Linked DNA regions of Mus musculus: region 2 is linked to region 1. A link is a loop called in an ENCODE intact Hi-C map of the cell type or tissue named here. Cell type or tissue: left cerebral cortex. All regions are shown on one strand.

Region 1 (2,500 bases):
TATATATATGATGTGTATATATATATACACACACATACACACACATTATAGGAGCTGTAATAAACAGAAAAGCACATTAATACATGTGATTGTTACATTTTGAGCACTAGATGATTAAGGCTTACTAAGTTGCAAGCCAGGAAATAACATGTCAGCTAGTCTTTATAATAATTTAGTGTCAAAATCATTAACAACAAACCTAAGTTAAACCCTCACTCCGGTACCAACAAGTCACATGGCTCTAACAGGGTTCGGGTGTTCTGTAAATCAAAATTAGTCTCTATCCACGTGTGATCAAGCAAGGCGGTTTCTTCTCAGTTGACATCTACTGGAAGACAACACAGGAGGGGCTGGGCTTTTACCTACTAGTCTGGTAAGCCAGTGACATATCATGTTCTGGCAGAGGCTGATGGCCTTGTTTGCTGAAAGGTTGCCCAATCTCAACGCCTGAATCCTTTACTCGGACAGTTCGGATGAAAAGTCGTAAGGGTCAGCTCTAGCAACAAAACGCTTCTATGCCTCCTCGTGCCGCCAGTAGGCTACACCCTCTTGGCCTATTCGTCCCTCTGACTCCTGGGCTTTGCTAGGCTGGGTAGACCTGTCCGCTCTCGCGAGTACACCGAAGCACACTGGTCTATAGATTGAGTAAAAGGAGCAGAGGCTAAAAACACCAAGCCTCTCTCAGCCCAGTCTCAAGATGGCGACGATGCTGGCCAGCTTCCACCCAGCCCAAGGCCATCTCCCCTTCCCAAAGGCCCCTGCGCCGCAGGCGAAGGCGAGCTAGAGGAGGGCCCCACAGAGCTGCGATCGGGGCGGGGCAGAGCCCGTCGCCATCCCACGCACGCGCAACCCCGCCTCGCATCCCGCCTCCGGACTCCGAGCCCTCGCCCGGCAGGGTTGGCGCGCGCTGCCTGTCGGGATACTCGGTCCGCCCACCTAGTCCTCTCGTCCAGTGCTGCGTTCGCGAGATCCGTATTTCTCCCAAGATGGTGGCGCTCCTCTTTGGGTGACTCCAGGAGACGACAGGGCCTTTCGTCTTTGCCAGCACCTCGTCGCCCCTCCTGCGCTCGCTCTCTCGCTCGCGCACCGGGCCACGCAGCTGTTCACCGCCTCGTTACGCTTCTCTTCCGTCGACCTGTCGCTGACGGTGGCGCCTCCTTCTGCTTCTCTTCGGAGTTGCTCGCCGCCCTCGCCCCCCACTGTGGACAGATCGCGACAGCAGCGCTTCAGCGCCGACTTCAAGGTTGCCCAGGCGCCTGGCCTCTCGGCCTCGGTTTCCTGAGGAGAAGCGCGGGTCCCGCATGAGACCCGGCGGTGGCGCCAGCGAAAGGGAACGAGGCGGTGGCGGGCGGCGGCGGTGGACGAGGGCGACAAGGACCAGTGAGGCGGCCGCAGCTGCGAGGGCCGCAGCCCACGCGCGGGGGCGAGGACAGGTCAGTGCTGCTGCGGCTGCGGCCTGCCCGGCGCGCTCCCTCTGGTCTGTACCGCCGGTCCCCTCGTCACCCTCCGGCCCGCGCTGACAGGGTAGGCGCCGGGCCCTCACCCGCCTCCGTGAGCGAGTGCTTGGGGCGCGTGGTCTGGAGGGGCCGGTGCCAGGACTAGGCCCTGGTGGCTGCGGCTGCTGCAGCCTTAACTGTCAGTGCTGGCTGGACGCAGGAGGGAGGGTTTTGTCACCCACGGGTACCCGAGTGGGCCCGGGGTGGGGCGGACGTGCAGGGCGTCGAGATCGGGGGCCTCATCTAAGCAGAGATCGGAGAGCCAGCCGTGGCTTCAGGCTGCGAAAGGCAGGCCTTTTCCTCCAAAGGGGCGCTCTGGTGGGGAAGACATATTTAGATGTGTGCTTAGTGGGTTGGGGTATTGGGGGTGGATTGGAAGGAAGACGGATGAAGCGGCACCTCAAGCCCAAGGATTGCGCTCTGGTTTTATTCGTGTGCTGCTTCTGGTAGGATTCAGTAGTTGAACGTGAGTTACTGATTCCTCAGAAACTGCTGTGTTAATTTTCAATGCAAACCTGTAAGCAGTTGGCCTCCTCCTCTTCTCCCCTCCCCCTTTTCAGTTGAGAAAATGAAAAGGACGTTTTCCCCATTTTGATGCGGAGGCTTTTTGTTGGAAGAATCAGAGTTGAATGTGCTATAATTGCGTTAGCCTTAAAAATAGAAAGTATAATTTTAATAAGACTTTATCAGCTTTAGAAGAATCCTCTAAAGACAATTTTACGTCAATTTTTTTTATGTCTTTTGAGCATGCTAAAATAGAACAGTATAAAATCTCTTTGGGATTGCGTTAAATAGCTAGTGTACTGTTGGAAATGTTAACTAAATAGTATATGGGATGTGTTATCCACCATTATCTTACTTCGTGAAGGATATTCGTATAACCCATGGTTTTGGGAGAAGCAGCAGATTATGTTAAAATGTTTTGGATAGGGAAGTGCGTTTGAAATAAAGATGGCCTGAACTTTAAGAAATACAGCTGTTAAAAAGCTAAATATCAAAGCCCT
Region 2 (2,500 bases), 390 kb before region 1:
AAGGAGGGGATGTTGGCTACTTGTCTAATTTGAAGAACTCAGCTCTTTATTATAAACATATCATATGAAAAACACCTGAGGCCTCCTGACAAAATCATCTGTGCTCTTTCTCTTACTGGGTCAAAATGTAAACACAAGCTTGAGGTCTGGATGAATAATTAGTATTCCTATCTTCTGGGTTGTAGGTGGCCATAGTGGCTACTACTATGGAAGATTTGTCATTCTTGCCCCCAACTTAGAATATAAGGCCCTGGAGCACAGGACAGGTTTGACTTGTTATCCAGAAACCCAGAGGAAACATAATGTGAGCCTTCTCTTCCCCAGCACATCTAGCATATCATGATACTAGATGCCTCATGGCCAGGCACACTACGTTGACAGCTTTGACAGAGTGTCTCAGGCCAGAGAATGGTTATCAATACTCATCACTACCCTCTTTTCATAAGCCTAAGGGGAATGATTGTCCAGGAAACAGGCAACTTCTTCTTTTTCCTGCAAAATCTTGAAGCAAAAGATAATGAAAATGGTCAGGCCCATCTCCATCAGCAACTTCCTGTATAGATAACTTTAGGACTGCTAAATCTCATGAAGTAGAAAGGCATCCTAGCCTGGTGCCTGAAAAAGAGTAAAGAATCCCAGTGAAAAATGTACTTCACACCAAAGAGAAGCACTAATATCCACATATTATTCAAACACAAAGAAAGGACATCTTAGTGTTTTACTACTTGTGAGATTGCTGACTATGGCAGCCTTATCAAAGCCTGCTGGGAATGTTATATAAACTCTTCACTGGAAATAGTCACAGAAAGCATAGCAAGCACTTCAAAACAGGATTGCGGCCTCACATCTCTGTCCACTGTGGAGTCATGATCACCTTTACTTAGGAGGCTGAAGGTATCGTCCAGCTGCTGAGCCCAATTCCTTGTTCTGAGTTCTCATTGCACAAACTAAGATGTGAGGAGTTACCAGAGCTGTTCAGAGGTAAGGAGAATGTGGGGTGCACAATGAAGACCCTTCTGCTAGAAGTGCTTTGTCTTTCTGGTTGTCATTAACTATACCTCAATGGCTGTTTCACAAGAGAGGGAGCTGTACCGTGCCGATACTCAGGAAGCCCTACCTATCTTGGCTCTTATTTATACTTTTTCACAGAGAAGTTTCTGGCACAGAGCTACCTCTCCCCCAACACTCCCCAGTGCCTGTAGAAAAGCTGCATGTGCTGGGAAATCAGCCTGCAGGTCTTCCCCCTTCTCATTCCATGGCTAACTGACACAAAGCATGTTTCCCTGGCAGATGGTCTGAGAATTTATCTCCCTATAAAATTAGCTCCGCAACAAATGTGTCTGCCCTGACTCGGAAGCTCAAAATAACCCATTAGAGCCCAGGTGGTCATAAATCTCTGTCCTGTGTTATGGCTCACAAGAGTGGGAAACACATCAGACTTGAACTTCATAGAGGAAAGTCCTGCTATTTTTAGCCCCTGCCTTCTCTCAGAGAAAACAACATTCTTCCAGCTTTCAGGCTCTAGAAGAGCTGCCTTTAACCCTTCAACTAGCCTCCCTAGAAATGCTCCCAGGCCTGACCTTGCACCCTTGAGTGCATGCTTTATGTCCTCCATAGCAGTTACCTCCTCATGGCACCTGCTTGTTCATTTTTCAGGTGTTTATTGTCTTCCTGTTATCCCTGAGTGAGTAAGGATCCTTCTGAGAACACCAGAGAGAGGAAACTGTATTCTTCATGGTTAATTAAGGGTGTTTTTTTTTTATGATTGTCAAAACTTGTTTTCATCTGTGTATTAAATAGTGCCATTGCACAACAGGAAACATACATATTTCATGGGACCTATTTATTTATAAACAAACAAACAAATAAGTGCACAGCGTCTACCAGCTTATTAGTGGACTGGATTTTCTAAGCATACATTATTACATTATGCCTTTTAAAGTAGCTTTATAAAAGAAGGTTTCTTATGCTATATAACCTTTAACTTTTTTGAATCTGTAAGATTATCAAAATCCCCTCCTCTGGGTTTTTTTCTGGAATCATGCCCTGGAAGCAAGCCATCATAATTTATTGCTTAAGATGACATACATTGCTTTGTTGCTTTCAAAGAAATCTATGATTATAATATAATATTCTTCTGTATTGAAAAGGGGGCTGGATTTTTGGCTACATCTAAAGGTACAGCTGTCTTCTCCTACTCCAGGGGCATCTTGTATTTTCCAGCACTCTCTGCACACAAGGCAGAATATCTTTGGGAGCCTGCCCCAGAAATCCTTCCCCTGATAAACGTCCCCAAGGGCTATCTTGTGATCCTCACAAACATAGTACAGATTTTGTGGATGGGCGTTGGAGTTAAGAAAACACCCAAGCATTTGCTGTTGTCTAGTGCACAGATTAGAATAAGCCAAAGCTGCTGAGCTGCTTTGATTTTTTTTCGTTGCTATGCTCAGAGCCCCTGGAACACCACTCCCAACGGTGGATGAAAAATCGTGCCTCTGCC

The links. Peaks named below come from ENCODE experiments on the same cell type or tissue, not always from the same donor. Only the 100,000 strongest peaks of a DNase experiment are listed, where the experiment ranks them.
Region 2: it touches region 1 in a loop (8-fold over the local background); 4 of 42 quality-filtered maps call a loop at or near these places.

The regions. Positions count from the first base shown.
Region 1 is chr7:59,227,839-59,230,338 of GRCm38, forward strand. It overlaps Ube3a (ubiquitin protein ligase E3A), which reads left to right and starts at 912. Exons shown (of 11, transcript NM_001033962.2): 1 at 912-1,433. In left cerebral cortex, a CTCF peak has its summit at 1,174; DNase peaks (open chromatin) are centred at 875, 1,677 and 1,752; H3K4me3 peaks cover 2,500 bases; H3K27ac peaks cover 2,500 bases.
Region 2 is chr7:58,841,725-58,844,224 of GRCm38, forward strand. No RefSeq gene overlaps it. Among named protein-coding and RNA genes, the nearest start is that of Gm39019, 110 kb to the left of the region's middle. In left cerebral cortex, no CTCF peak of the experiment used is centred here; DNase peaks (open chromatin) are centred at 838 and 1,333; H3K27ac peaks cover 2,371 bases.